2 separate regions of the Homo sapiens genome follow, and region 1 is linked to region 2. A link is a loop called in an ENCODE intact Hi-C map of the cell type or tissue named here. Cell type or tissue: ascending aorta. All regions are shown on one strand. Each heading gives the region's core, and the rest is flanking DNA. Links, peaks and the distances in the headings are about the cores only.

Region 1 (16,355 bases), core at 3,238-11,237, 300 kb after region 2:
GAGGCGTGAGAGGAGCACTGGAAAGATTAGACATCAGGTAATGCAACAGCCCTGGTCAGCCTCTTTAGCAAAATAGAAATAAAAATGTAGCTCATTAATTCTAGGTGCACATCCAGGTTGTTAACGGAGAGAGGAGACATAGTTCAGAAATCTGCTTTTCTTTCTTTTAAATGAACATGTTTCCATTAAAATGGAAATTAAAGCCTCATCATATGAAGCAGTCATTTTCTGGGTACTGTATGATTATCTCTATCTTTCCTGGCCACAATGAGAATGGAAATACTCACATTCATCCATTAGCCTTTGGAAGTTACTACTCTGAAATTCTCAAAGTAGCCTCCTTTCCTTAGCATTGAATGTAGACAGTATTTTTAGGGGTAGGAGGCTGGGTGGATGTAAGTACACACCTTTTCCCACTCAAGTTAATTCAGAAAGGCAAGGGGCTAATGAAAATGAGGGTGGAATGTTGGAAGTGGCAGAAAAGTTTTGTTTTACTTTTTGAAAAAAAAGCAAAGGCAGGTAAATGTACATTTGGAAAAATGATTTTAAGGAAATCAAATTTGCCTGCAAAGTTTACACAAGCAGATCATGTGAGGCATGTGCTTAAAATGAGCAGTGGATGGAGTTGCTTTTGTCTTGGGTAGTTCCTGATTCGTCTGTTTCAAGAGGTGCTGTCAGGGAGTTCTTGAAAAGGCTGTTCCTGGGATTCTGCCAAACCAAATACTGTCATCTCCCTCTGAAGACTCAACTCAGGGTGGCCCCTTAAGAAGCCCTCCTTGAGGCCTTTCTCTAATCTTCTCCATCATCATTATCTGTTGAAATTAAAATGCATCCTGAGGGCATGCTGCCCAGTGGCTTTATATCTTGTCTGCACAATGAGATTGTAAGCTCCTTGAGGAAAAGGACCAGGTTGTGTGTGAATTATGCATTCCTTGTGGTGTCTAGAATAATATCAAGTTCAGAAGACTCAGGTATCACTTGAGATGTCTCTTTCTGGCCCCTCCAATGGTCTGAATAAATCTGACTCAAACTCCCAGTTTAACAGTCTTGATGAAGCCCAAAGCCCTATCCATGATACGTGAGAATTCTTATTGTTTTTCTTTTGATGGGTCCCATTGTGACTAGTTCAAAATACTGGAGACTATGTCTTTTTTCCTTCTCATTAACATGGTTACAAAACTCTCTCTTTTATAAACTTCCATAAAAGCTGGTGAGTCTCTTAAGAACTGGGTATTTAGAGACCTCAGGAAGGTCTCATTGGGCAACACATATAATCTTTTCAGCTCTCTCTCTTCCTCTCTTATCTCCCTCTAGTATTACCTCAGAAGCTAGAAGCCATTCTTCCTTTAGTATTTGGGATCTTCTAGCTCCTCCAGTTTGCAAATCCACATTTATATGGTCTCAGCAGAACAAAGCCAACTCATAACAGGACCCACCATCCTCAGAAAATAGCTGGAGTTTTAAATGTTAACTTTTCCCTATTCCATTGAACAGAACTTGTTGCCTCTCCAAGATAAAACCCTCCCTAATGAAACCGCTTTACAACACTTACAACTTTATTTAACAGCAGAAAGCTCAAAGCTGCCATGCAGAGGGAAGCTATGTAGACTCTGGAAGCCTTGAAGCTTAGGAGCATAGGAATTACAGCTCTGTCTGGTTGGCTTAACCACATCCAGGCATGGAGGCAAGGAAAAAAAAAAAAACTCAAAGCTTTGTTTGGAGGATGGTACTAGGAAAGAACTAGGAAACTAGTGAGAGAAGGTACCAAGCTATGCCTTTGTCCACCCACTATTCAATTTACAAATATTTCTTGGTCCTATATCAGGCACTCCATTGGGTACTAGGAATAAATACGCAGATGAATGAGGCATGGCTCTTTCCCCAAAAAGGACTTATATGTGCTCAAAATGTGTTACAGAAATCCCATGAGGATTCTTGGATATTCCAAGAGGGTCAAATTTCATTGCTCTGTTTTTCATACCTGGGACTGGGCTTTAGTAGACTCTCTCTGGTTTCCTGAAGCTTCATACCCCACATCTGCCCTACTGTGAGAGTCCAACCCCAGGGCTCTAGCTGGCTTCTCTCAACTGTTCTACAGTTTTCTAGGCCACAGCTTGAGATGTGACAGAAAGGAGAAAGGAAACATTTATTGCACTCTACTTGATCTTTCATGTATACTATTTCAAATGATTCTGTGACAATCTGCTTTCAGCCCTCTTTTATGGAGGAGGACACAGAGTTCAGGGTAGTTAATGCCTTGCCTAAAGTAAACCAACTGGAGGGGAGGCAGTGAGTGGAGAGGAGATGAAGCTCAATCCTAGAGCCTCCAGCCTCTGCTTCCACCTTCTGGCTAGCTCGCCACTAAGTCCATTTAAGGTGTCGGCTCACACTTTCTGAGTGTTCCATTTTCTCATTCCTTGTGCCAATTCTCATGCCAGGATTAAAGTTGCCAAATATTTAGGTCTCAGGAGAAGGTTGTTTCACAATAGCCTCTCTTATCCCCTGGGCCTCCTTTCTCAAGAAGGCAGAAGGTTCGCAGTAAGTTTGGCAAACAAGTCTAGTGTATGTTGCCAAACCAGAAACAATTATTCCTGTCTCTCTTATAAGCTCTTCAGTTAAGTCTCTGAAAATCAAATGTGGTGGGTAAAAGCAATGAATAATAACGATAGAAATACCTAATCCACTGGAGGGAAGAGGTCATTCAGTTATTCATGCGTTTATGAACACATTTTTGAGTGCCAGGAACTGTGCAAGGTGCTGGAGACATAAGACAGATAAGACAAATAAGGAATTTACAGGCTGTTAGAGAGTAGGATGTGCTAACCAGAGGGGAGTGCAGGTTACCAGAGGAGAGGTCAGGTTAACCAGCTGGGAGGGAAGGTTACCAGAGGAGAGGGCAATCAAATCAGAGGGTGTGTGTTATTAACTCAAATTCGGCTGATTCTCAAAATCATCCCAGTTGTTTTATAAATATATGGATTCCTGGGCTCTACCCATGGCCTAATGAATTGGAATCTTCCAGAGCCATTATCTATACTTTTAATAAGCTCCCTCATTGATTGAAACAATCATGATAGTTGTGGAGTAAGGTCTCACAGACACAGTATAGAGAACTTTGCTCTGGGTGCAGGGTGGATGCCAAGGAGGGGTCAGCTGATGTGATTCTGGGCTTTGTAGAGGGGGTAATATCTGAAGTGAGCCCTCAGAATTACAGACAAGCAAGTTAGGTGCATGGGGTGCTAACAAGGGAGGGAGGAAGGCCTCACCTGAGCAGAGGCCCTGTGGTGTGAGCTGCCACAATGAACCCAGGAGGTTTGGTTGGGCTATAGTCTGAGGTGCAAGCGAGGACAGGGTTAGAGAAAAGGTAGAAAGCAGGCTGGATCCTGATTGGCCTTGCTGATACTGCTAACAAGTTTGAATTTTACTTTTTCTTGACATATTTTCATTTCAAAACATTTTTGACCATGTTTTCTTTTCAAAAACATTACTTTAGAACTTCTGGAACAAGATGGAAATATGACTCTTCCAGCTTTAGCTCTTGTCTTCCTTCCATTGAAATGTCCAAAGAAATTTATAAAAAAAGAAAACATCAGGGAAGGATGCCTTCTTCGAACCAGAAGTATTGGCACTATTTTGCATTGGTTAACACTGATCGAGCATTACTGTGTGTAGGCATTGTCTGAAATGTTCAGCATCTATTAGCTAATTGAGTTTTCATGGTATTCCATAAAGGAGGTGCTGTCACTAAGCTGCACTGATGAGCTATTATTGTCCTCCTGTTACAGATGAAGAAACTATGGCACAGGGAAGATTACTAACTCCAACGGTCTCATGACTAGTGATATTAGGTTGGTGCAAAATAAAAGCAAATTGGCAAAAACCGCAATTACTTTTGCACCAACCTAATAGTATTTGGACCCAAGGAGACTGGCTCTGGAGACTGGACGCTTACTCACAGCATTGTATTGCCTGATATATTGTGAAATGTGGTGCTAGTGGCCTGGATTGACTGATGAGCCCACTGCCCCCAATTCTGTGCATATGAAGGAAAAGTTGATTCAGGCAGTGGGTGAACGGGGTACATAGTGTAACCTCCCTAACTTCCAAGCGTGTAGAGGGAATATTCTAATGCTGGTACATAGAACAAAGGAGGAGGATCAATTCCTCACCTGCTTAGCAGTGAAGCTCCCTGCCACAGGACTGTTTTCCTTGGTAATTATTTTCCTAGTTTCCACGATCATGGGGAACTTTAACTTGGCACAAATGTTCCTAACTTTCAGCCGTAGGGTCCAGACTCCATGGGGCCACTACTGGGACAATAAGTGTGGTCTTACATAAGTATACAGAAGTTCAGTGGGAGCTGATCGATGGAGCTCCCTGGACTGGAGAGGTGTGATAATTAAAGCGTGGGCACAGCCTGTGGGCTTCTGAGATAAAGTGGACTTCACGATAGACTGGAAGGAATCCTTCAGCACAACATGAGTTCTCTTTGGTGCAGATGCCTTTCACTGTGGCCTCTTCCTGCTCCTCACAGCCAACTATGTTGCCACAAACTGAAGCTGCAAATTTATCTTTTTCTTTTTCTTGGATATAAGATTTGAATAAGCATCCCCACAGCCTCATAGAGAAATGATCCTAACTTGGAACCATGGACATACAGTGCTTTCTCAGGAAAGATGGATAAACAGAAAAATCACTGGGTCTATGAAATGATTTAGCAGTTTGAAGAAACTCATCCGAAGAATCAAAGCAAATATTTTCCACTAAAAGAAGCTTATTCCAAAAAGTGAGACATAACCAAAAAGAAAACTGATTCATATTATCAATGAGACTTGAGATTCAAGCACTCATTCTATCCACAACTAACAAACTGATATCAGAAATATTACTGTTAAACATTTAAAAAATTAAATGTGAATTTATCTTATAAATTTGTGAATTCAAATTTTAAATTTCAAATTTTTAACTGGAAGTGGTAGCAATGAATAACAGATTGGATAGCACAGAAAATGACACTGATGATTTGAAAGTCCACTTTGAGGAGTTCCCCAAAAACCAAGAAGCAAAAGATAGAGATGAATATAATATGTAAAATATAAGAGATATGAGGGGTAGGTTTAGGAGATAAAATAGAGTATAGTAGGAATTTTAGAAAGAAATACAATAATCAATACATTTGGAATGTATTAACACAGCCTGAGCGGAATAAGATTTTAAGTTAAATGGATCCTTTCTAGAAAAAGCATTACCATAAAGATGATTCACTGTTAATATCATTTATTGTATGATTAGATCAAAAGAGAAAAAATTTATAATCATTTCTTTGGATGACTAAAAGACATTTAATAAAAATGTATCATCACTTCTAATATAAGATAGAAATAGAATAATATGTCTTTAATTAAATAAAGTGTATATATTTTATTTAATGGTGAAAATATCTTAAATGCAATGATGAAAAATAGAAGTGGTCTGTCTGTGAGTCAGAAACTATGGTAATGACCATTATTATTAGTAGTAACATTGTTCTAGGAATGCGAGTCAATGCAACTAAGACAAGAAAAAGGAATAAGATATAAATAGTGTAAAGTAGGAGATAACTATAATTATTGTAGATGATAGCTTATCTAAAAAACCAAAGAAAATCAACTGAAAAACAAGACAAATTCAATTTCAGAATGCTGCTGGTTTCAAAACAAATGTGTTAAAGATCAATAACTTTTCTATATAACAGCATAGCCATTTACATAATATAATGGAAATAAGTTCACAATGGTCATGAGAGTATATAATATCTAGACATAAACACGTACTGAAATATGTGGGACTTATATGAATGAAACTGTCAAATATTCCTTTACTAAAAGAAATAGAAATTTGAGTAAGCAAAGAAGCATTACATGCTGCTGAATGGGCAGACCTAATACTGCACTGTTGGAATACTCTAGTACAGTCACTTTTAGGTGTGTGGAACTTGAGGTTCTTATTGCAGATCCAGGTGGAGAGGTGCAGAAAGTAGATGGGATATATATTTTGAATTCCGTAGGGAGATTTGAATTACAGATCCAGCGACAGAGATGTGGGAGTTACTATTGTAGAGTGGTTGGAGCCATAAGATCTCCCAGAACACTGTGGGGAATGCAAAGAGAAAGTGGCCAAAGATCAAATCCTAGAGAATATTAACATTCACAAGGAATGCCAGGACAGAGCGGGCAGTAAAGGAGGGGTGGTATAAGACATAGGAGGAAGGCATAAAACCAGGAGAGAGAAGAACCTTTTTAAAATTTTTTTTCTATTTTTTCAGATGGTGTCTCTCTCTGTCGCCCAGTCTGGAGTGCAGTGGCGAAATCTTGGCTCACTGCAACCTCCACGTCCCAGGTTCAAGCAATTCTCCCATCTCAGCCTCTTGAGTAGCTGGGATTACAGGCATGTGCCACTATGCCTGGCTAATTTTTGTATTTTTAGTATACACAGTGTTTCACCATGTTGACCAGGCTGGTCTCGAACTCCTGACCTCAGGCGATCTGCCAGCCTTGGCCCCCCAAAGTGCTGGAATTACAGGAATGAGTCACCATGCCCGGCCAGCAGCATCTTAGAAACCAAAGAAGACAGCCTCAAAAGGTAGGGAGTAGCCCATGTGGTCATTTGTTACAGAGGAATCAGGCAAGATAAGGATGAAGAAGAGTCCGCTGTATTTGGCTTCTAGGAGATTACTGGTCACAATGGCAAGAATAGCTTTAATTCATTGCAGCTGTGGGGGTACCAAAGTGGAGATGAGGATTATTGCGTTACTTGTGATGCTAATAACCATAGAGGAGCCAGCACATGTGGAATCTACTAGTTACTGAGTGAAGTCACCAAACCCTAATGAGTCTCAATTTCCTCATCTATAAAATAGAGTTGCAGTTGCAGTAAAAAAGTGTGATAATGACTGTAAAATGCTTTTTAAACTATAAACCACTATACAAACAGATGGCATTATTTTTGGTTCTGGTGATCTTCCAGGCAATATTTTAACATGAAATGTGCTAATGATGATGGCACTGAAATAATGGCCTTGAACAATTTCCCCATCACTTCTTCTGTGGTCCCAGTGTTTCATTCCAGGATGGGTTCTGTAACCCTTTTAACACAGAAACACAATCTGCTGTGTGCATTTACACTGATGCAAACTAAGCTGCTGGGGGAAGTCAACTGATCTGAAATGTTTTGCAATACTGTGCATTGTTTCAGCCATCAGACGGTGAGTAGGATTCCTGTTCCAGTCAAGTTAGGTGGCAGAATATTTTCCTGTTTGTCTAAGCAGATGCCAGCACTTAAATAAACACCATGTTCCTTCCCAGAATTTAGCTGGAAAATGCCCCCACCAAAGAGAACCCTGAGATGCTTGGCACATGGCCAAAACCAGCTAACATTTCAATTTTCCTTTACTCCTATTGTGTGGCCATAGGGCTGATATTTCCCCAGAACCTCAGTGGGAACATTCCAGTGACAACTACCAAGTGGTCATAACATAATGGGTTTATCCCCACATTCCTTTCATCCTTTATCCATCCCTATAAAGTGTATTTTTAAAAATTTTTATTTTACTTTAAGTTCTGGGATACACGTGCAGAATGTGCAGGTTCATATATGCGTGCCATGGTGGTTTGCTGCACCTATCAACCTGCCATCTAGGTTTTAAGACCCGCATGTATCAGCTATTCGTTTTAATGCTCTTGCTCCCCTCCTGCTCCACAGGCCCCAGCATGTGTTGTTCCCCTCCCTGTGTCCATGTGTTTTCATTGTTCAACTCCAACTTATGAGTGAGAAAATGCGGTGTTTGGTTTTCTGTTCCTGTGTTAGTTTGTTGAGGATGATGGCTTTCAGCTTCATCCAAGTCCCTGCAAAGGACATGATCTCATTCCTTTTTTTTTTTTTCTGATACAGAGTCTCCCTCTGTAGGCCAGGCTGGAGTGCAGTGGTGCAATCTTGGCTCACTGCAACCTCTGCCTCCCCAGGTTCAAGCGATTCTCCTGCCTCAGCCTCAGGAGTAGCTGGGAGTACAGGCATGTGCCACCACACCTGGCTAATTTTTTGTATTTTTTTAGTAGAGATGGGGTTTCAACGTGTTAGCCAGGATGGTCTTGATCTCCTGACCTCATGATCCACCCATCTCGGCCTCCCAAAGTGCTGCGATTACAGTTGTGAGCCACCACACCTGGCCGATCTCATTCCTTTTAATGGCTGCATAGTATTCCATGGTGTATATGTACCACCGTTTTTTAATCCAGTTATCATTGATGGGCATTTGGGTTGGTTCCATGTCTTTGCTACTGTAAATAGTGCTGCAATAAACATACGTATGCATGTATCTTTATAGTAGAATGATTTATATTCCTTTGGGTATATACCCAGTAATGAGATTGCTGGGTCAAATGGTTTTTCTAGTTCTAGATCCTTGAGGAATCACCACACTGTCTTCCACAACGGTTGAATCAATTTACATTCCCACCAACAATGTAAAAGCATTCCTATTTCTCCACAGCCTCTCCAGCATCTGTTGTTTCTTGATTTTTTAATAATCACCATCCTGACTGACCTGAGATGGTATCTCATTGTGGTTTTTGATTTGCATTTCTCTAATGATCAATGATGTTAAGCTGTTTTTCATATGTTTGTTGACTGCATAAATGTCCTCTTTTGAGAAGTGTTTGTTTATATCCTTTGCCCACTTTTTGATGGAGTTGCTTGTTTTTTTCTTGTAAATCTGTTTAAGTTCCTTGTAAATTCTGGATATTAGACCTTTGTCAGATGGGTAGATTGCAAAAATTTTCTCCCATTCTGTAGGTTGCCTGTTCATTCTGATGATAGTTTCTTTTGCTGTGCAGAAGCTCTTTATTTTAATTAGATCCCATTTGTCAATTGCAGCTTTGGTTGCAATTGCTTTTGGTGTTTTCATCATGAAATCTTTGCCCATGCCTATGTCCTGAATGATACTGCCTAGGTTTTCTTCTAGGGTTTTTATGGTTTTGGGTTTTACATTTAAGTCTTTAATCCATCTTGAGTTATTTTTTGTATAAGGTGTAAGGAAGGGGTCCAGTTTCAATTCTCTGCATATGGCTAGCCAGTTTTCCCAGCACCATTTATTAGATAGGGAATCCTTTCTCCATTGCTTGTTTTTGTCAAGTTTGTCAAAGATCAGATAGTTTTAGATGTGTAGTGTTATTTCTGAGGTCCCTGTTCTGTTCCATTGGTCTATGTGTTTGTTTTGCTACCAGTACCATGCTGTTTTGGTTACCGTAGCCTTGTAGTATAGTATGAAGTCAGGTAGCATGATGCCTCCAGCCTTGTAGTATAGTTTGAAGTCAGGTAGCATGATGCCTCCAGCCCTTAGCTATACGGGCTCTTTTTTGGTTCCATATGAAATTTAAAGTATTTTTTTCTAATTCTGTGAAGAATGTCAATGGTAGTTTGATGGGAATAGAAACGAATCTATAAATTACTTTGGGCAGTATGACCATTTTCACAATATTGATTCTTCCTACCCATGAGGATGGGATGTTTTTCCATTTGTTTGTGTCCTCTCATTTCCTTGAGCAGTGGTTTGTAGTTCTCCTTGAAGAGATCTTTTATGTCCCTTGTTAACTCTATTCCTGGGTATTTGATTCTCTTTGTAGCAATTGTGAATGGGAGTTCACTCATGATTTGGCTCTCTGCTTGTCTGTTGTTGGTGTATAGGAACATTTGTGATTTTTGCACATTGATTTTGTATCCTGGGACTTTGCTGAAGTTGCTTGTCAGCTTAAGCAGTTTTTGGGCTGAGATGTTGGGGTTTTCTAAATATACAATCATGTCATCTGCGAACAGAGACAATTTGACTTCCTCTTTTCCTGCTTGAATACCCTTTATTTCTTTCTCTTGCCTGATTGCCCTGGCCAGAACTTTCAATACTATGTTGAATAGGAGTGGTGAGAGAGGGCATCCTTGTCTTGTGCCGGTTTTCAAAGGGAATGTTTCCAGTTTTTGCCCATTCAGTATGATATTAGCTGTGGGTGTGTCATAAATAGCTCTTATTATTTTGAGATATGTTCCGTCAATACCTAGTTTATTGAGAGTTTTTAAGCATGAAGCGGTGTTGAATTTTATCAAAGGCCTTTTCTGCATCTATTGAGATAATCATGAGTTTTTGTCACTGGTTCCGTTTATGTGATGGATTATGCTTTTATTGATTTGCATATGTTGAACCAGCCTTGCATCCCAGAGATGAAGCTGACTTGATAATGATGGATAAGCTTTTTGATGTGCTGGTGAATTCACTACAAACTCTATTTGTTAAGCATTATGAAACACCAGACACTTTGCCAGGAATAAGGCTTAAAAAGGTGAATGACATTGAATTGCCCTTGAAAAGCTCAGAATTTAGTGAAAAAGAGAAACATGCTATAATTTAATTACAATTTGGTGAGGTAGGAACTTTAATAAGCATATGCTCTAATACGGTTTGGCTGTGTCCCCACGCAAATCTCAACTTGAATTGTATCTCCCATAATTTCCATATGTTGGGAGGGACCCAGGGGGAGGTAATTGAATCATAGGGGCCTGTCTTTCCCATGCTTTTCTTGTGATAGTGAATGAGTCTCATGAGATCTGATGAGTTTATCAGGGGTTTCTGCTTTTGCTTCTTCCTCATTTTCTTTTGCTGCCACCATATATGAAGTGGTACCAGTGAATCTCCTGCCATGATTGTGAGGCCTCCCCAGCCATGTAGAACTGTAAGTCCAATTAAACTTCTTTTTCTTCCCAGTCTTGGGTATGTTTTTTATAAGCAGTGTGAAAACAAACAAATACAATAAACTGGTACCAGTAGAGTGGGGCATTGCTGAAAAGATACCTGAAAATGTGGAAGCGACTTTGGAACTGGGTAACAGGTAGAGATTGGAATAGTTTGGGAGGGCTCAGAAGAAGACAGAAAAATGTGGGAAAGTTTGGAACTTCCTAGAGACTTGTTGAATGGTTTTGCCCAAAATGTTGATAGCAATATGGACAATAAAATCCAGGCTAAGGTGGTCTCAGATGGAGATGAGGAACTTGTTGGGAACTGGAGCAAAGGTGACTCTTGTTATGTTTTAGCAAAGAGATTGGTGGCATTTTGCCCCTGCCCTAGAGATTTGTGGAACTTTGAACTTGAAAGAGCTGATTTAGGGTATCTGGCAGAAGAAATTTCTAAGCAGCAAAGTAATCAAGAGGTGACTTGGATGCTGTTAAAGGCATTCAGTTTTATAAGGGAAGCAGAGCATAAAAGTTTGGAAAATTTGTAGTCTGACTATGCGATAGAAAAGAAAAACTCATTTTCTGGGGAGAAATTCAAGCTGGCTGCAGAAGTTTGCATAAGTAGCAGGGAGCCTAATGTTAATCCCCAAGACCATGGGGAAAATGTCTCCAGGTCATGTCAGAGACCTTCATGGCAGCCCCTCCGATCACAGGCCCAGAGGCCCAGAAGGAAAAAGTGTTTTTGTGGATCTGGCCCAGGGTCCCTGTGCTGTGTGTAGCCTAGGGACTTGGTGCCCTGTGTCCCAGCCACTCCAGCTGTGGCTGAAAGGGGCCAATGTACAGCTTGGGCTGTGACTTCAGAGGATGCAAGCCCCAAGCCTTGGCAGCTTCCACATGGTGTTGAGCCTGCAGGTGCACAGAAGTCAAGAATTGAGATTTGGGAACCTTTGCCTAGATTTAGGAAGACGTATGGAAGTACCTGGATGCCCAGTCAAAAGTTTGCTGCAGGGGTGGGGCCCTCATGGAGAAACTCTGCTAGGGCAGTGTGGAAGGGAAATGTGGGGTTGGAGCCCCCACACAGAGTTCCTACTGGGACACTGCCTAGTGGAGCTGTGAGAAGAGGGCCACCATCCTCCAGACCCCAGAATAGCAGATGCACCAACAGCTTGCACCATGTACCTGGAAAAGGCTGTAGACACTCAACACCAGCCTGTGAAAGTAGCTGGGAGGGAGGCTGTACCCTGCAAAGCCACAGGCATGGAGCTGCCCAAGACCATGGGAACCTACCTCTTGCATCACTGTGACCTCGATGTGAGACCTGGAGTCAAAGGAGATCATTCTGGAACTTTAAAATTTGACTGCCCATTGGATTTCAGACTTGCATGAGCCCTGTATTGTTTTGGCCAATTTCTCCCGTTTGGAATGGCTGTATTTACCCAATATCTGTACCCCCATTGTGTCTAGGCAGTAACTAGCTTGCTTTTGATTTTACAGGATCATAGGTGGAAGGGACTTGTCTTGCCTCAGATGAGACTTCGGACTGTGGGTTAATGGGTTAATGATGAAATGAGTTAAGACTTTGGGGGACTGTTGGAAATGCATGATTGGTTTTGAAATGTGAGAACATGAGATCTGTAGGGCCCAGGGGCTGAATGATATGGTTTGGCTGTTTCCCTACCCAAACCTCAATTTGATTTGTATCTCCCATAATTCCCACGTGTTGTGGGAGGAACCCAGGGGGAGGTAATTGAATCATGGGGGCCAGTGTTTCCCATGCTGTTCTCATGATAGTGAATAAGTCTCATGAGATCTGATGGTTTTATCAGGGGTTTCTGCTTTTGCTTCTTCCTCATTTTCTTTTGCCGCTGCCAAGTAAGAAGTGTCTTTCACCTCCCCCCATGATCCTGAGGTCTCCTAGCCATGTGGAGCTGTAAGTCCAATTAAACTTCTTTTTCTTCCCAGTCTCAGTTATGTCTTTATCAGAAGTGTGAAAATGGACTAATACATGCTCCGAGGCTGAGAGTTAAAGTGTCAGATGTCTGATTCCTTCTAAATCTGAAAACAGGAAGCTTAACAGTTGGTACATAGTAGATGCTCAATTAATGCTTAATAAATGATTGATAAATATCACTAAACAGGTGTATAGATCACAGCTCTCTTAGTCACCCCAATGCATTCCCATTAGAGAAATTCACTGCTAAGGGGTTGTTCCTTAGGAGAATAGACTGTACACCTCACTCTACCATTTCTAGTGGGTGGATCAAAGGCTATTAATTCCAAAGAAAGATGGGGCCAAGACTTCTTTTTTGTTTGTTTGTTTGGTATTTTGTGAGACGGAGTCTCATTCTGTCACCAGGCTGGAGTGCAGTAGCGCAATCTCGGCTCACTGCAACCTCTGCCTCCTGGGTTCCAGTGATTCTCCTGTTTCAGTTTCCCGAGTAGTGGGACTACAGGCGTGCACCACCACGCCTGGCTAATTTTTGTATTTTTTAGTAGAGATGGGGTTTCACTATATTGGCCAGGCTAGTCTTGAACTCCTGACTTTGTGATCTGCCCACCTTGGCCTCCCAAATTGCTGGGATTACAGGCGTGAGCCACTGCACCAGCCTAAGACTTCTTATAAGAGTTCTTTTAGGCAAAAGCTCAGCAGAGGGCAGGGTAGGAACAATACACAATCACCTTGACTGAGTCTAACAAGATGCTATGGCAAGAAAGCACAGGAATTGTCAGAAATCTTTTCTGAAGGCATCCAAGCCTCAGTGGGATGTTATGAAAGACTGCTTCTCAGAAGATAGTCCTGACACCTAAGTGGGTGACTGAGCTAGAACCAGCTACTCACTTGCTGAGAATTATTGACCTCTCTTGTGAAATGTCAATATTGACTGACTGCACTCTGAGCTGTGCTGTTAAAGGCGTTCAGTTTTACAAGGGAAGCAGAGCATAAGGTCTGATGTCTCTTCCAGATCTGATGACCTAAGATTTGTTTATAGGATCAGGAAAAAAACCCATTAAAATACATCTCTTAATTCTTAGAGTATTATTGAAATTGTGTACAACTTGGAGAGAAGCAATGGCAAAACTTCTGAAATTCACCTGGCACATTCCCTGTTTCCTTCCATGTGGCTGCTAACCCTTTTAAGTTGTGAAGACAGAGGATCCAGGTGGACCAACCAGGGATGCAAAAGGGAGGAGGTGGTTTTAACTCCTGTGTGCAAGGATTTAATTCCTCACGTATCCTCTCTTCCTATTCAAGCTAATTCCAGGTCATCAGTGTACTCTAAGTATTCTAATCAGATTCATTAAATTTTTTTTCCTGGAATCACTGATGGTGGGCAGCACTATTGAGCTTTATTCAGGGTGTGGGACTGAGGTCTCTCCATGAGGCCATTCACTTTTGATAAGGAAACTGGCCTCACTATAGGAGTTCAGTAAAGGCCCAGCTTGCTGGCTCACTGATTAATTGAAGGGCGGGGGTGTGGGGCTTGCTGTGCACAACTAAAGTTCACTTGGATGCCCCCCTCACTGCCCAAAGCAATGCTTGGCCTACAGGAAGCTGAGCCTGCTGCTGCCTTCCTCCCGGCTCCTGGCTCCCTCGGGATCTGAACACTCAGGGTCATGCTGTTGCTGCCCAAGCAGGAAAATCCTGTTTCTGAAAATCCCAAACAACAAACAGCTCCCCTACAGAGCTCATGGGGGAGTAGTCAGAACCTCCAGACTGAGCATGTCACAAGGAAGGACTGCTTTGCTGAAGCCACTCACTCCGGGAGATTTATAATTGGAAGTTTGGCCCAGGGAGATAATCAGCCAAGAGCGCGCACGCACACACACACACACACACACACACACACACACACACACACTCTGAAGAAACCCAGTGGAGATTCAGCACTAACCCACCACACACACACACACACACACACACACACACACACACACTCTCTGAAGAAACCCAGTGGAGATTCAGCACTAACCCAGCACAGGTGAGTGAGAAATTACAACCTGTCAGCCAATGAGCCATGGTGATTCCCTCTGAAGAGGGTTTCCCAGCTATCATTCCCTTTCATCCCCACTGTAAGTTAGGCCCTCGTGCATGTTGCCTGGACTGTGGCTGGAGTCTCCTAACTGTCTTGTCTTCTCTGGGTTTTCTGGCCCCAGGTCTCTCCCTGTCTATCTACCCTGCATCCCTGCTGCTGTTGGAAGAGTCCCCTAAAAGACCTTCTCCACAGCACTGCTTAGCTCCTGGTACTCCCTTATCCCTCCTTTCGGCCCATCCTCTGCCACTGGCTTCCAAGTTCGCATTTGGCCTGCTCCCTACCTCAGTCCTGGGCAGTGAGGCAGGAAGCTGCCTTTCTCCTCCAGATGAGTCTGTGCTCTGCCTCTCTCCTTTGCGTCTCCAAATTCACACTGAGCATGAACATCTCTGACCTCACCTTTTCAAACCAAATGAAAGGGCTGCATAAGGACAACTTAGTTTATTTTGGAAGGCTGTTACACTTTGACCTCCATTTAAAAAACAAACAAAAAAATCTAAAAACCCCAAAACGTTGAGGGACTGTTCCCAAGCCCCAGCATCTTTGCCCCATCCTCAAGCCTTCCAGGACCCTCTCTCCATTCTTGGGATTGCAGCTCCTAACGTAGTTCTCCTCTTCAGCTCAAGGACAATTCTAACTGTCTTCTTGCCTGGTATGGCTTAATGAGCCTCAAGCTCACTTAGCATCATCTGGATTTAATTTCCTCTCTTGCCGTGAGCAACCTTGGCTCATCTTTCTGCCTCTCTTCTCCTCTCCTCTTTTTCCTGTCTCCCCCTCCCTTTGCTTACATGCCCTTCTTCCCCCTTTCTCTCCTCTCTCTATCTCTACCTCTCTAATGTCCACAAGTGCCTCACAACTGCCCCATTCAACCCCCACCTGAGTATCACCAGCTCTTCTGGTCCAGCTCACCTGTAAAATCTCTATTCCATCCAGAGAGGCCACCATCTCCTGTTCTAAGGGTCACATAGCTCAGATACAGACAAACAAGGTCAGGACAACCACCCTCCTGCCTTGGAAAATCACCAATTACCCTCCATTATTATATTTCTTGTGAAGCTACATTTACATTTTATCATATCCACATAACAAGAGAGAGAGTTTTAAAAAGGAGAGTGGTCAAATGTATGTCAAGAGACATAGAAACACTTAGAATAATGTAGACAGAACAGATAGCTGGAGTTATTAGAAGGTTATTGGAGACCATCAAAAAGGAATCAAGATGGTTTAGGATATATTCTATTATTCTAACTCAGGATTGGTAAATTATGGCCCATAGGCCAAAGCTGGCCTGCTGCCTATTTTTTTATATGGCTTCTGAGTGAAGAACAATTTTTACATTTTTAAATGATTGAAAAAAATAAAAAGAAGACTATTTCACAAGTAAAAATTCTATGAAATTCAAATTTCAGTGTCCATAAGTTAAGATATCCTGGAACACAGTCACACTATTTGTTTACATATTGTCTATGGCTGCTTTTGTGCTATAACACAGAGTTGAATAGTGTGACAAATATCATATTGTGCATACAAATTATTGTGGTGGGTCCTCGATATGATAACAAGTATTCTTGT
Region 2 (16,355 bases), core at 2,904-10,903:
GAGCAAGGGGTGACCTTCAATGCTGGGCTTGAGAGGAATATCTTGGAAGCGAAAAGATTGAACAGAGACCCCAAGAGTCAAGAAAGCCAAGAATTTTAATGTTTTTTTAAGAACCTACAGTGAGTGCAAGGCCCTCTGAGTGTGATATGGGAGACAGAAACCCAGATACTTTTCAGTTGTCTAGAGAGATATGGCTGCTAGGTCAAAAGAGTGAATTACCATGGGTGGGGCTGGAGTTAGAGCCTCAAGGAACCTTGGCACATTTTGGACACCTACCACGTGCCATTAGTCCGCACGTATGGGATTAGAGTATCAAGAGTAAATTGCTGATTGAAACCTTAATAATATTATTTTTGTCTATGTTAATTTTGATTGGACAAACTGACATTGACAGGTACAATTCACTCCATTTGTTCAATATGTAACATCTTGGTAACCTAACTCTGTCCCTTTCTCTGCTCAGAAGACAACTGATGGTAGTTAGGAATACTTTGTAGCTTTTGTTAACCATCCGTTTGTTTTATATTGCCAAACTTACATTTCAGAGAGAGCTAAGAAGCACTTTTTCCTCTACCTTTGAATGAATTAACTCCCCTGAGCTCAGCCAAAGTCAATTTTTTTTTTTTTTTGTGAGACAGAGTTTCGCTCTGTCACCAGGCTGGAGTGCAGTGGCACAATCTTGGCTCACTGCAACCTCCACCTCCTGGGTTCAAGTGATTCTCCTACCTCAGTCTCCCAAGTAGCTGGGACTACAGGTGCGCACCACCATGCCCAGCTAATTTTTTTTTAGTAGAGATGGGGTTTCACCATGTTGACCAGGATGGTCTCGATCTCTTGACCTCGTGATCTGCCCACTTTGGCCTCCCAAAGTGCTGGGATTACAGGCGTGAGCCACTGCGCCTGGCCTTTTTTTTTTTTTTTTTTTTTTGAGATGGAGTCTCACTCTGTCGCCCAGGCTGGAGTACAGTGGCGTGATCTCAGCTCACTGCAACCTCGGCCTCCTGGGTTCCTGCCGTTCGCCTGCCTCAGCCTCCCGAGTAGCTGGGACTACAGGCGCCCACCACCATGTCCGGTTAATTTTTTTATATCTTTAGTAGAGATGGGGTTTTTCACTGTGTTAGCCAGGATGGTCTTATCTCCTGACCTCATGATCCACCTGCCTAGGCCTCCCAAAGTACTGGGATTACTTTGGCGTGAGCCACCGCGCCAGGCATTTTTTTTTTTTTTTTAAACATCACTTTTCAAAGTTGAACTTTTCCAGTACTCTGGGGAGTTTGGGGCAATTGGAGGTCCTTTTCCAAGGGGGGAATCAGAGCAACACAAACCACAGTTGGCAATGGGAGTAAGGAGATCTGATGAACTGAAAGAACTTGGAGCCCCAGAAAACTGGCTTCCTTTGTTCAGATACTTCCGGTTTAAAAGACCACATCTTGATAAGACGTTCCTCATTATCATCGTTGAGCTTTGAAGTCAGCAGGTTTGGTTTGTTTTCCAACACTGTACGTAGTCTGTCTTTGCCTTTTCAAAGCTGTGGGGGTTATGCCGGGCGCGGTGGCTCACGCCTGTAATCCCAGCACTTTGAGAGGCCAAGGCGGGCGGATCACGAGGTCAGGATATCAAGACCATCCTGGCTAACACGGTGAAACCCCGTCTCTACTAAAAATACAAAAAAAAAAAAAAAAAATTAGCCGGGCGTGGTGGCAGGCACCTGTAGTCCCAGCTACTTGGGAGGCTGAGGCAGGAGAATCAGTTGAGCCCGGGAGGTGGAGCTTGCAGTGAGCTGAGATCGCACCAATGCACTCCAGCCTGGGCGACAGAGCAAGACTCTGTCTCAAAAAAAAAAAAAAAAAAAAAAAAAAGCTGTGGGGGTTGGGATGTGGCAAATTAAATCCCCATAGCTCACTGGACACGTCTTCATATCACACTCTGTGGATCACACACCATGCTTCCTTGTGCTGGAGTGGCTCTTTCTGCTTATCTTTAAAGCAGTTTTCTCAGCCTTGGTGCTATTGACATTTTGGGACAGATACGTTTTTTGTGAGGGGCTATCCCAGCCTATCATAAAGAGCAAGAATTTCCACCTTACTCAAATTTCCAGAGACAAAGCCTATCTTTTTAAAATTCTTCATTTAGAGCAGTAGTTTTCAAGTAGGAGTGATTTTATACCCCAGTGGACTTTGGCAATGTCTGGAGACATTTTTGGTTGTCACAAAGGTTTGGGTGAGTGTGTGTTACTGACATCTAGTAAGCAGAGGCAGGTTTGGGTGAGTGTGTGTTACTGATATCTAGTAAGCAGAGGCTAGGAATGTTGCTGAATATTCCACCATGCACAAGATAGCTCCCCACAACAAAAAATTACCTGGCCCAAAATGTCTACAGTGTCAAATTTGAGAAACTGCTTTAGAAGAACATGGTCCATCCCTGCCACCCCCTTCAGTTTTCAGGTGTATTGCTGATGGTCATACAGCAAGTTAGTAGCCCTAGTTGGGATCAGAGCCCTGAGTTGTCAACAGTGTGCCATGTCTTGTGACCGTCATGGTGGGAAATGGGCTTCTACAAAAGACGAACTTAAGATGAGGTCTACAGTTCACAGCAGTCTGCAGATGCCCACAGTTCCTTGCTGGGGGGCAGGTTTCCAGGGAACGGGAGCTAGTTGCTGTTTCTGTATTCTCAACCAGAGAAATGTGGGCAATACAAGTGCTCCAGAAAGCCAGCAAGAGGAGTTTAGTCAGTTGCCCTTGGAAGATGCTCACCCTGGTGCTGCTGTAGTTTCCATGGAGGCTGGGCATGAGCCAGGCTTCCCAACAAGACAGGCATGTGAGCTGGTGTAATGGAAATTCAGAAGGCACTTGAGCTGGGGAGCAGAGGAGGTAGGCCAGTGACATCCACTGAGGGACAGCCTGACAGTTACTGGGAGAGGCTGTTTGATGAGCTGGAGTCAGGCTCCCTGGGGTTGAACTCTGGCTTTCTGCATAACACGCAGTGTGAGCTTGGGTCAGTTACTCTACCTGTCTAGGCCTCAGTTTCTTTTCCCTATAAAATGCAAAGATTGTTTGGATAACACTTTAATTGAGTAGTTGTAAGAATGAAAGAGAAAGAGGGTTAACAGGTGTCAAGCTCTGAGAACTGTGCCTGACATATAGTCAATGCTTTATGTATTAAGTATTGGTACTTAACAATGGTTCAACTTGATTTTTTTTTGACTTCACAATGGCACAAAAGTGATACGCATTCAGTAGAACCTGTACTTTCAGTATTTATATAACCATTATGTTTTGCACTTTCAGTACAGTATTCAATAAATTACATGAGATATTCAACACTTTATTGTAAAATAGGCTTTGTGTTCGATGGTAGGTTAGGTGTACGAAATGCATTTTTGACTTACTAATCGGGACATAACCTCATTGTAAGTCGGAGCATCTGTACATAGGGAGAGACACAGTCTTAGATGTCCCACTGCACCGTCCGCCTGGACAGGAGCAAAAAGAGGCCCTGCTTTACCCTGGATAACTCCCAAGAGCTTCTTTTAGAGTAAGTGGTTTCAGGTCCATTTGTGTCTCTGTGTGACGTTGGATTGAATCAGAGGACAGAGAAGTCAGAAGGATGGAAAGTTCCTGAAGCCAGGGAAGAAGGATGCGTCCACCGTGCTTCTAAAACCTTCTCTTTCCTGGGCGTAGGAGATCCATCCTTAAGCTCTTCCTCTAAATTGCTTTTCTTCTGGTCCTCTACAGAGGTGGCTCCCCCATTCGAGGTCTCTGGGATGCCTGGGACATTAGTGCACTTCAGGTTGAAGCATCCTTGCGATGTCGCAGGAGACACAGTTGTGCTGAATGATCACAGGGTTAGTTCCAGCTCCTTTTCCCTAACCTCTGTCTCCCCGGTAACTAACCCAGAGAAGAGCAGAGGCTTCAGAGGGCATTGTGGAGGCTGCTTACTTGGGATTTCATATTCTTCTGCTGTGGAGTTTGTCAGTTAAATACTTGCTCACTCATCCTCACATCTCTCCCAGACCTGGCTTTCCACAGGGGAAATCATTTGCAGTGCCCTGTGCTGAAGAGTCACAGGACCCGCCATGATAGGTTTGGCCCCACCGACCCCTGGAATTTCACAGAAGGGAATGGCCATTCTCACATTCTTTCGGCAGATTGGGTGAGGTTCCCTGGGCATCCTGGGATTTGGCAGTCAGCTCTTTGCCCCTCATATACAGACCCTGGGCTGTTGAGTGTGTTCCTTCCTGCTGAGCCCAGGGTGCCCTGGGTTCTTCACGAAGCCCAGGGGGATTCTGCATGTGCAACCCATACCCTCCATCCCACCTCTTGAACAGCCGTTGCCTTATCCACGTCAGGAGTCAGGAGTCTTGGCCCTGTTCCTGTGAACAGAGAATCTCATTTCCCCTAAAATGCTGCCCTCTTTTAGGGGTGGTCACTCATTTTGTTTGCAGATGGATCTCTAAGCATTTCCCGGACATTCTTTCCTGCCTTGGTTAAATCTTATCTCAGCGTTAACCAGGAGAGTGAGTCAGGCTCTGAGAAACTGGCTCTGGAAGCCCTTGGGGCCCACCCACCTCCTGCCCACTCAGCCTTCCTGCCTTTCCACCATTTCTGCCCTGGATGCTTGGAGGTGGTCCATGTTCTTAAAAGGCCTTTTTCCCAATCCCTTCCTTCTGGCATCTCCATATTGTCTGAAGGAATAAAGCCAGATGAACCATCTGACAGCTTTAATTAGGGTTAAATGAGGGCATTCGAAACTGCCACTTTTCCTTCTTTCCCATTTGAGGGACTTCCTCTTCCTGCTTCCTGTTTCCTCCCAAACTTTTCTGTCTCAGTCCCCTCCATGAAGTCCTGTAGCCTCTTCCCATCAGCTCTGTGTGTAGTAACTCAGGCCACCCTCAAGCTGCCCTCCAGGTAGGTCCTGTTATTATCTATTATTCAAATGAAGAGACCAGGCACAAAATAGGATAGTACCTTGCCCCAGGGCAAGCCAGAATCCAGACCCAGGCAATGTGACTCCAGAGCCAGTGCCCTTAACCCCCAGCACAAAGCTGCTGGGACAACTATGTTTCAGTTTCACTTATGTTTCAGTTTCATGGGGTTATGAGTCAGGTATCAGCTGGGAAGGGACCTTTGGGACCATGTAGTCTAAACAAACCCTTCATTTTACAGTTAAGGAAACCAGATGTTGTGTACTAAGGGACCAGCCCAAGCTCACATAGGATAAGCCCCAGATCTGGAACCCAGTTTCTTGATCCCCATCATGTTTTTTTAAAACACAGTTTGTGCAGCATGAACTCTTATCATTTTAGGTGTCAGTTTCCCAAGATCAAAGGCAGGATTTACTTAGCTGTATCTAGGGGGATGCCCTAATTGTCCAAACTGGGCCGCTTTTGAAAATGGAGGAAAGCACTATCAGTAGTTATGCCATGACCACAGGTGTAAACTGAGATTGTCTTGGGTAAGCAGGGAAGTGTGGGTACCTTGCCTGTGGTGGGTGTGATCTTGGGGTGGATGGGGCAGACTGGGACAGACCCAGAGGTATTTGATCCAGCAAGTGGACCGCTGGCAGCAGACAGGAGTGGGGAGTTCAGATGCCACTGTGGGGCAAGAGGCTCAGAGGCAGATTCTGGTCCCTGGCCTGGGGCTGTCGAGGGGTAGGCAGAGTCTGACTTCTAGGGACCTAGCATCCTAGGCAGGGCAGACAGGTGGACTGGGAGGAAACCATGCTGCTGCGGGGATCCCATGCAGTGTGGGCGCCAGCCTGAAGAGCAAGGCCCGACACAGAGCACCTGGTCAGTCGGGAGTAGCCAGCTCTTCCCCTTCACCAAGTTACTTGTCAACTTTTCTCTTTGGTGTTCCCATAGCCCCTTGTGTATAACTATAACAAAGGTTTCTTGAGCACCTATTATATCCTAGTATTGAGATAGCTGCTGCTATGACTGCAGAGAGGCCATTTATGCTGGGCTATGGAGGGTCAGTGGGAGTTTGTTAGACAAGGGGAGGGGACATTTTGGGCAGTGAGGCCAACACATACACATTTCTAACCATTTCAAGACAAACACTCCTCAGATTCACATTGATGTATGTGATTTAAGTGATTGTAAATCCATATTTTATTAATGTAAAGGAAACTGCCTACTGTTCTGCCCTTCCTGTCAGTTTGTAATTACTTGTTAATGTATCTGTCTTCTGCCAATAGACTCAGCCCCTTCCTGGCAGAGGCTGGTGTCTCCTTTATCCCAGTATCCTCAGTGCCCAGCCCTGGCACACTCAACTTGGCACTCAGTCAATATCTGTTGGCAGGTGAACTGTGCCAGGGTCACATGCATCTGGGACATAATCCCCCTTTGCTCTGCTGCTCCGCAGTCAGAACAGAATGTCTGAGGACAGGAGGACCCTGGGCCGGGTGTCCCAAATGCCCATCTCCTGGACCCTGGACAGGTGCTGCTGCCTAAGGTCTGTCTGGCTGTAACTTGATGCAGCTGAGACTGAGAACTGGAAGAACAGGAAGCCCTGTGACTCACAACCGCTGCAACAGGATCCTGGAGGAGTGGCCCGTATGCCTCCCTGGTCAGCTCTGCGCTTACCCGCTGCCTCGGGTTTGTGAGTCTGCAGTGTGTCAGAGCTGGCATTGGCCTGAGGTGGCATGGCTGCCCTGGCGAGGACAAGTTCCTTGTCCCATCTGAAGAAGTGGCATAGGAGATCTGAGTTTCGGTTCATGGGCTTTCAGAGGACAGGAGACTTACAGAATCCATGTTCTGCTGTGTGTCTTCCCCCCGGCTCATCTTTTTTTCTTTTATCAGAAACATCTGGCCCTGCCCTGGCAACTTTGTAGAATAAACTTGCTGCTCTTTGTACAGCCTCAGCCTTCCCAGGAGGAGTCTGTGAGGGCATTATTATTAATGAGGTCACTGACAGCAGTTGCTTGGCTTTCCCAGGGTGGGCACACCTGTGCCCTAGGTTAGGGCACTCGGCTGGTCACTGGATGCTATGGGTCTTCAGGGACTAGGCCTGTGATTTGGGGAGGCTTCTCCAAGTCTTGGTTTCCTTGTCAGAGAGTTGTGGTAAAACACTGGCAAAGGAATAATGCAAAAATATGAAATTCTTTTGAAATTAAGTTGCAAGCATGTGTCAGCACAGAGTCACTGGAAGTCTTTGTGTGGCCAGATTTAAATGATGGATCTCTCTTTGTTTGGCCTCTTTTGACCTCTTTAATCTTCTTTGGCTCTTTGACTGTGTATAGTGGGTAAACTTGGGCCAAGTCAGTGCAACCTGCCTTTTTTTTCCAGCGTCTTTTGAATTGAAGTATAATGCACATGGGAAACTGAAAGCAGCAGGTAACCACCATCCAGATCCAGTAACAGATCATTACCTGAACCAGCCCCGTGTTCTCCTACCCACCACCACCATCAAGTGTAATCACTGTCCTGACTAACAGCATAGGTCTGTTTTTGTACTTAATATAAATAGACTCATACAGGATATAAAAGATGCCATTTGTGTCTGGCATTTTTCAGCCAGTGTTTTACTGTATTTTGAGATTCATCTATGTGGTTGCATGTAGTGGTAGGTGGTGCATTCTTGTTGCTGTATACTATCTCTTGCACCACTCTGGCTTGTTTTTGTTTTTAAGAGACAGGGTCTTGCACTGTTGCCCAGGCTGAGTGCAGCAGCGTGATCATGGCTCACTACAGCCTTGACCTCCTGGCTTCAAATGATCCTCCTCAGCCAAAGTATTAGGATTACTGGTGTGAGCCACTGTGCCCATCCCACCACCCTGTTTTGACTGTGGTTGATTTAAAGCAGACGAAAGTAGTCATAATAAGGCCCCTGACTTCCAGAAGGTATGGTCCTTTCTAAGTTTCTGTCAAAGGGGCCAAATAGGAGTGTTGACCTAATATATAGATGACCCGATTGTATCTTCAGGACAAGAACATGCATGTTAAGAAAGGTGAAGTTCAATCAGTTGGTCTTCTAGGGTCTAGAAACTAAAAGGTAGGATTTTTAGCTGTGGTCATCTAGGGCACCTGGAGAGACGGTTCTAGATAATCAATTAGAAATATCCCAAGACTGGGGAGACAAAGTTCAGCTGTGCCACAGGCATCCTGCATCCTTTGCTTTGATGCTTCTATGCTTGTGGAGTAACTTTCTTATCCTATGTGATCACTTGAATTCAGCCCTCTACCAGGAGGGTGTGCCCTGCAGACACAAGTGATGAACATTTGCTTATTCATGTATTATGTATTTTCTGCTTGCTTACTAAAAGGATTTAGTGATTTGGTTCAGCTTTCAGTAAAAAGATTTCTAGAACGAGAGTCATCAAACTGGCGAGATGATTACTGAAAAACTTGACAGGCCAGGTGTGGTGGCTCATGCTTGTAATCCCAGCACTTTGGGAGGCCAAGATGGAAGGATTGCTTAAGGCCAGGAGTTTGAGACCAGTCTGGACAACGCAGTGAGACTCTGTCTCTACAGAAAAAATAAAATTAAAAAAATCAGCTGGGTACGAGGGTGCATACCTATAGTCTTAGCTACTTGGGAGGCTGCAGTGGAAGGATCATGAGCCCAGGAGTTTAAGGCTGCAGCCTAGGAGTTTGAGGCTGCAGTGAACCATGATTGCGTCATTGCACTCCAGCCTGGGCAGCCGAGCAAGACTCTGTCTCTAAAGTTAAACAAACTTGACGAAGCTCCAAGCTTCCTGACAGTCAAGGCAAAAAGGATAGTTAGTTCTCTTTGAGTCAGTCGTTTTCATCCCATCGGCCTATAACAGGTAGCACAGTGTGTCTGGGCAGCCAGACTTTCTCCTGACACTAACCCTTACTGGGGACTGAATGGCTAGGGAAGCATTAGTGAAAGACACAGCAGCTTTACCTGGTGCAGTGGTCTTTATAGTCTTTCCTGTGAGCCCTTGATTAAAAGTGATAGAACTAAACCTATGAAGCATTTCATGGGGAGCTAATGTAATGTTGTGAAGGTGAGGAGCTTTCTGTTCCTGGAATTGGTAATTTCCCAGGGTCTTAGGGGCTTGCCCATGCCTCCTGAGCCTTTTCACACTGCTGTCTCTAGGTAAGCATTTATCTGCTAAGGTGGCTGAGCTCCAAAAGTATCCCCTTTGATTGCCAGTCTCTCAGGCCACTTAAATCTGTGACACTTCCCATGGGCTGCCTTGTATTGTGCCCGACATTCTTATTAGACAAGACTCATCTCTCCACGCATTCTAGAGACACTCATTGATCTATAATATGAGCCAGCTTCTTTGATATAAAGTCCTAGAGAGCAGGGCTGTTGATTTCTTAAAATTTTTAAGAATTGTAATAAAATATTAATCACAAAATTTACCATTTTAACCATTTTAAGTGTACAATTTAGTGGCATTAAGTGTGTTATTCACATTGCTGTGCAACTACCACCACTATTCATTTCCAGAATTAATTTCTTGTAAAATTATGTTTCTGTACACTAGTGCTTTGTATTTAATAGCTGTTCCATAAATGCCATAACATGGAAGATGCTGGGGTTGCAACAGTAGTCAGGATTCAGGGATTGAATGATACGGATCTTACAGACTTAGACATTGAAATTTAAGGTTTCGTTTCGTCTACACTTCCCTTTTAAAACCCTTGAGTACCTTACTCAAGGTAGGATCTGTAGTACTTCATATAAAAACTGTCAAAATTGGAATATTGCTGTCTTCTGGATGTAAATAATTTGATCAAGGCCAGGTTCCCACAGGGACCAGATGGGGTGGGCTCAGGATCCAGGCAGTGGCACCAGTCTTTCAGTTGCATTGGGCCTGCAGAATGAGATGGGCGCTTCTGGGCCAGAAGGGTTGACATTCATCCAGGTGATCCAGATTCTAGTTTCAACTGTGTGACCTGGGTCGAGGCTGCTCCCCGATGGGCCTGGTTTCTCTGAGATCCCTTTCTTGCAGTCACCTCCAGGCCTTTCCTTCCTGGGCTTCCCCATACCTGGCCAGGACTGTGTATGGCCCACCCTGCACACTGCATACTTCGAAGTGGAGCCTCCATGAATGTCCCCTTTTGTTCTCTCCATTTGTTGCTTTGTGACAGTGACACAATTTCCTCTCCTTTTTTAAGTGCTGGTCTGGAGGAAAATGCAGGTACTTAAGGGGATGGGTGTTAATGGCTTCCCATTTTGGGTATTATCTTATTTCCTAGAGAGTATGGGGTTAATTTGTCTTTAGGGCTTCCCCTGACACCAACCCCAATTCTGTAGAGGAAGTGGGCATGTCAGACTGGTATGTTATGGGAAAAACTGAAACTGACCAAAATTACCCAATGAGGAAGCTCTGATCTAACCCTTGCTGAAGAAATATCAACTAACAGTGCTATCTCTGTCTAACACGCCCTCGCTTCCTGGGCTGGCAGCTTGGCAGGCAGACGGGAAGGTAACCCGTTCTTCAGCCAGGCTTTGCTCTGGCCTGCCTCCGATTCCCCAGCCTGGAATGCCCCCTCCTCCTTTCCTCCTCTCCCAGATAGAGATTTAAAGAGAAGCAGCCTTGTCCATGCCCATCACAGAAAGAGAAGGAATAGTTTGGGGAAACAGCCTCTGCTTTGTGACTAAGGAGGGTTGAGAAATGTCTGTGATTGCCTGAAGGTGACCCTGGGTGGAGAGAAGCTTTAGAAGAAAGAAGGGGTGGAAGGAAAGGGGGGGTGATAGAGAACTCTTTTGTCCCCACAGTTATGCTAATGACTCTGTCATGTGGGGCTATTCATCCTGTTTTGTGGCAAGGAAGCTGGGGTTCAGATGAAGAGTCCTCTAATGTCGCACACCTGTACGAACGCTACCACTAGGATTTGCATACTGGTGTTTCTGATGCCAGAGCACTCCTTTCACCACCACCAGCTACAAATCAAGGGTTGACCTGAATGAGTCTGCTTTGATAGTATCCAGAAACTTACATCTCTTAAAAACAAATGCAGAGTTTGTCTTCCCAACTCCCAGCAGGCTGGATCAACACAGGATTACTTCACAGGGTCACACCTGGCCTAATATCTTAACCACCGACTCTCAAAGATTCCAGGCAGAAAAGTGATATGCAGTGTTGATCAGAACAGGGCCAACCACGATCACGTTATTGGCATATTGGAAACCTCCCAGAGGAGAGGGGAAGGTGTTTGAGCCCCAGCCTTAGAGGTGTCATTTGGTTAGTCTGGAATGGATCCTTGGAATTCTTACTGTTTTCTTTAAAAGCTCCTCATGTGATTCTGATGTGCAGCAAGTTTGGAAACTCTTATCACAAGTGACAGAATGGAGATTAGGCAGAAGTATCAGAAAGCAGATTTATCTTTGATTGAGGAAACTCTTTGAAACAAGTAGAGCTGTTCAAAAATGGAATTTAGAGAAATAGCGAGCCTCTCAGGCTTGGAAGTATTCAAACCTAGGCCACATGACTATCAATTGGGTGGAGAGAGACAAACTAGATAAATTCGAATACTATGTTTAGTGGGATTTTCGAACTAGTTACCCTAAGGGCCTTTCCTTTCTATGGATGAATACTTTTCAGCTGCAGTCCCACTGCTGTGTGTACATCTGCTATCACCTGCTTGGCTTTCTCCTTTGACTTTGGGCCTGGTGCTCCCTCCCACTGATGGCACTGTGGGTGAAAGTTGGCAAGATTCTGAAAATTGCATTCATCTCCTTCTCAATCCAGGAAAATCATCTTTGTATGGTGGCTGCTTCTTGTTTCTGACTTCTGCTTCCCTTGGCTACCAACACAGCAGTGCCTACCAGGGCTGGGTGGGCTCCACTGGTGTGTTTAGGAAACTGTGGCATTAAGTGATTATTAATTATCCCTTCCTGAGTGGCCCTAATAAGCTGAGTGGACACATCATCATGCCCTGGTGCCATCTGTTCTCAAGTTTTGAGAGTTCAAAGAGCTCTGATGTGAAAGAGGGGAAGTTTGGGCCAAGCTACTGGCCTGGACATTTTTCACTGTTTCATATCCACAGCTGTTTCATATCTTCTCTCTTAGTCTCCTCATGTGATGGAGAGGAAAATAAGGTCCCAGGGTCATCCAAGAAACCACAGGGCAGGCTGGGAGTGCCCATCCACACTAAGAGGGGCCCACAGGACAGGCGAGGGTGGCTGTCCTGACGGCCTGGCAGTGGGGCCAGACAGACCTCTGTGGAATCCCATCTCTGCCCCTCATTACCCAAGTGATCTATAAAACGGAGGTGCAGAAGTTTTACGAAGACAATGGAGAACAGGTCAGGAAAGCCGGAAGTGCCTGACAGGTGAGAAATGCTTGAGGAATGCTTAGCCGCTGTAACCATCACCCCATTACTGTTTTCATCTGTCATTGAACATGTGGAAGATGGTTATCTATGGGGCAAAAGGCAACGTGGATAAAGGGTGACTGTTTAACTCGATTCTTCAAGGGTTGAGGATGAGAAGTGTCTGACTGGATTTCCAACATGTCTTGAAACAGTTTAAACATCGAAGATAAACTAAGATTGGCTGTCGTAGAATTTGCTTTTTTGTGTGCATAACCTCATGCTTCTGGACATGATGATAGGACCATTTAATGAGGTGGAACAGGCTCAGCTCCTCAGTGCAGGAACTCCTGTGCCCTTTGCAAACACCTGAAGCCTTCCATAGAGGGTGGAGGTGGGGCGGGGGCACCAAGAAGCTTCTGGGCCTCTCTTCTCTTTGGGAAAGTAGTGAGGTGAGAGTGTCTTTGTCAGGTGTCACCCTCATGACAATGTTCAGAGACATGTCTGCTGCCCCAGACCTGCTCAGTCACCTCTGTGTGCCTCACTCTCCACTGCGTGCTGTTCATGTCTGCATTGGGAGGTGACTGGAATAGAAGATGGCCTTTTAATGGATATGGACAGCCTGCATTCCCTGCAATGCTGTTTGACCTGTATAGACCCTGCTGTATCCAGGCAGGCAGGGGGCAGTCATCTAGCAGAGTGGACAAGAGCACAGACCAGCCAAACTTCTCTATCAAGCCAAACGTGGCCCCTCGTGTCTGTGTGACTTCCCCTCTCTGTAGAATAGAGATGCTGGCACTTCCTACCTCAGAGGGCTGTTCTAAGGATGAAATGAACTAATGGGAGCAAACCCGGAGAATAGGATCTGGCACAAAGCAGGAGCCACGTGAGGGCTTGCCATTATTACAGTTGCCCATGAGGACATCTCAGGCTTTTCCTGGATGTGGCCTCGCATTGGCTTCTGGTCTGGGTAGCCCCAGACTTTGCACATTAGCCCTGAGATGTGAAAGTTGTAATGTAGCATTCCTGGGCCAGTCAGTGTCTCATTGGATCTGGAGTGGGAAGCCTCCAGGGTGGTCAGAGTTACCCTTGAACTAGGGTCACTGGAGATGGCTAGAGATTTGTCTGACACTTCACTGAAAAGAAAGGGGCCTTGTCTAGTGTCAGGCTGAAGCTGCACCCTTTTTCCTCCTGGGGAGCCTCAAATGTCCTTGTTGGGGAGGCCCAGGCCTCCTCAGGAGCACCTTGGTTCCCAGATATTGTAGGAACCAGAGATCAGAGACCCAGCTTGTGGGATGGAGGGTGGGGGGCTAGTGCCCCACAGCCCTGGAGGTTGTGGTAGATTCCAGGAGTTGGAAACAAGCTGGGCAATATAGCAAGACCCTGTCTCAAAAATAACAATTAAAAGATTAAAAAAAAAAAACAACAAAAAACGAGTGAGAGTTATCTGATGCTTCTCATTCTCCTGGTATTAAATCTGGGAAAAGTTCATGTGAATTTATGTGGGAAACAGGATCAGTGAAAGAACTAGGGAGAGTTGCCTCCGCATGAGCACAGAGGCTGCATTATCATTTACATAGAGCCTCTCCATTGTGCCAGGCACCGTGCCAGCCTCCAGGTATGCAAAGGTGAACAAGCAGACATTGTTCTAGCCTTTGGTACTTATGATTTGGACCCTAATAAATATTTAGTTCCAAATTGTGGATAGTGTTGCGAAGGGAAAAGCTCAAGTTCTTAGAATAACAGGGAGGCCTGGCTGTTGTGATCTGGAGGATGAGAAGAGGCCTCTACAGAGAGAGGCCTGAAGGAGTGGTAGCAGATCGTCAGGGCATGTACCTGGAGGGCCTGTGTGTGTGAGCTCCAAGGCAGGGATGGGCAAGTTGGGGAAGTTGGGGAACTGAACCAGGGAGAGAATCTACACAAAGAGTCCAGACCTTACCATAAGATTAGGAGGTGGGGCCGGGTGTGGTGGCTCGCTCCTTTAATCCCAGCACTTTGGGAGGCCGAGGCAGGTGGATAGCTTGAGTCCAGGAGTTTGAGACCAGCCTAGACAACATGGTGAAACCCTGTCTCTGCTAAAAATACAAAAATTAGCTGGGTGTGGTGGTGCACCGCTGTAATCCCAGCTACTCGGGAGGCTGAGGCACTAGAATTGCTTGAACCCGGGAGGCAGAGGTTGCAGTGAGTCGAGATTGCGCCACTCTACTCCAGCCTGGGTGACAGGGTGAGACTCAGCCTCAAAACAACAACAACAACAACAACAACAACAACAACAACAACAACAACAAAATTAGCCAGACATGGTGGCACGTGCCTGAAAGTCCCAGCTGCTCAGGAGGCTGAGGTGGGAGGATCACCTGAGGCTGGCTGAGATCTCATCACTGCACTCCAGCCTGGACAACTGGAGCGATACCCTGTCAAAAAAAAAAAAGATAAAAAGATTAGGAGGTGGCTAGAGGCCCGATCATGTGGGGCCCTGAAAGGATTTTGAGCTTTGTTCCAATGGAAAGCCCTGAAAGCCGGGGATCAGCGGAGTCTGGCTGGGTGTGGAAAGTGGATGGAAGAGGTAAAAGCGGAACTGGGGATTGTAGGCGTCCGGGAAAAAGGTGATGGCTACCTGGCCTAGGGTGAGGGGCAATGGGATTGCTGTGACTGGCCATGTCAGGTGCTGGGGGAACAAGAGATGAGGGTAATGAACCCTGGCTCCAGTGATGTTGTCACAGGCCTTCCGACTCAACCATTCTGAAAAGAACTCTCCTCTGTCCTAATAGGCCTTTCCTCAGGTATGCACCAGTTCTCCAAAAATTAGGTCTATTTTTATAATTTTAATTTTTTGGTTTTTTTTTTTTAAGACAAAGTCCTGTCAAATCGGTTCCTACTAATGGTCTTTAATAATAACTTTCTGTACATAACAGATTTTGTTCTTTTGAAGAGCTGAGTGGTGTTCCATGACGTACACCTATGCCATAATTTATTTAACCAGTGGTTTCTGCTCTTGTCTTCCTCCTTTTTCAGGTTGACCAGTATCTCTACCACATGCGCCTCTCTGATGAGACCCTCTTGGAGATCTCTAAGCGGTTCCGCAAGGAGATGGAGAAAGGGCTTGGAGCCACCACTCACCCTACTGCAGCAGTGAAGATGCTGCCCACCTTTGTGAGGTCCACTCCAGATGGGACAGGTACTGCATCTGGGGGATGGCTCTAGCTGCTGCGTTACTCAGGGGTGATTTAGTTGGCTTTGCTCAGGGACCCAAATAACTCAAAAGCCTCAGAAACCAACCCTGGCTAAGGGAAGCATCCAGGGAATTGAATGGAAGGCTGTGTGACGGATGGACAGGAAGCTTGGGAAAAGCTGGCAGTCCTGGCAGTTAAGGGAGGGCACCTTTGTCAGCCCTACTGTGGCATCACTGTTGGCCATTTGTTTTCTACCTGTGTGCTGAGAAAGGCTGCTTGGCTCAGTTTGGCATTTTATGGTCCCACTGAGATTGCACGCAGTGATGGTGATGAACTACAACAAACGTACCTCACGTGGCCACAACTGTAGGCCGTGGGAGCCGCTCTGTGGCTCACCTGTGCATGCTCTAACTGGGACGCCGGACGCCGTGTAGGCATGTGGGAGGGACAGTGTAGTGCAGATTGACCTAGATTTTTTTCTTGAGCCCCATGTAAAAAGTACTAGAAATCCAAATAGACTTGGACAAAGTATGGAGCGTCACAGTGCATATATATATATTTTTTTGAGACAGTTTCACTCTTGTTGCCCAGGCTGGCGTGCAATGATGCGATCTCGGCTCACCGCAACCTCCGCCTCCTGGGTTCAAGTGATTCTCCTGCCTCACCCTCTGGAGTAGCTGGGATTACAGGCATGTGCCACCAAGCCCGGCTAATTTTGTATTTTTAGTAGAGATGGGGTTTCTCATGTTGGTCAGGTTGGTCTCGAACTCCTGACCTCAGGTGATCCGCCCGCTTCAGCCTCCCAAAGTGCTAGGATTACAGCTACCGCGCCCGCTGCCACAGTGCATATTAAGGAATTAAAGGCTCAGAAGTCCTGCAATACAAACCTATTAAGCTTTGTTTAATCATCTTATTTGGATACAGAGTACTTTTTTTTGAGATGGAGTCTC

Evidence for each region. A loop is a pair of places that touch in the nucleus more often than their neighbours do. Peaks named below come from ENCODE experiments on the same cell type or tissue, not always from the same donor. Only the 100,000 strongest peaks of a DNase experiment are listed, where the experiment ranks them.
Region 1: it touches region 2 in a loop (2.9-fold over the local background); 2 of 110 quality-filtered maps call a loop at or near these places.

Annotation. Positions count from the first base shown.
Region 1 is chr2:75,139,840-75,156,194 of GRCh38, forward strand. All of the region lies in intron 1 of TACR1 (tachykinin receptor 1), which reads right to left. TACR1-AS1 (TACR1 antisense RNA 1) reads left to right here and starts at 14,479. Exons shown (of 4, transcript NR_168010.1): 1 at 14,479-14,732. In ascending aorta, for the core only: no CTCF peak of the experiment used is centred there; a DNase peak (open chromatin) is centred at 7,362.
Region 2 is chr2:74,839,046-74,855,400 of GRCh38, forward strand. It overlaps HK2 (hexokinase 2), which reads left to right. Exons shown (of 18, transcript NM_000189.5): 2 at 15,248-15,410. Among named protein-coding and RNA genes, the nearest start is that of HK2, 13 kb to the left of the region's middle. RefSeq lists a silencer at 6,257-6,551 and an enhancer at 10,911-11,050. In ascending aorta, for the core only: no CTCF peak of the experiment used is centred there; DNase peaks (open chromatin) are centred at 4,578, 5,026, 6,576 and 10,379; H3K27ac peaks cover 5,350 bases.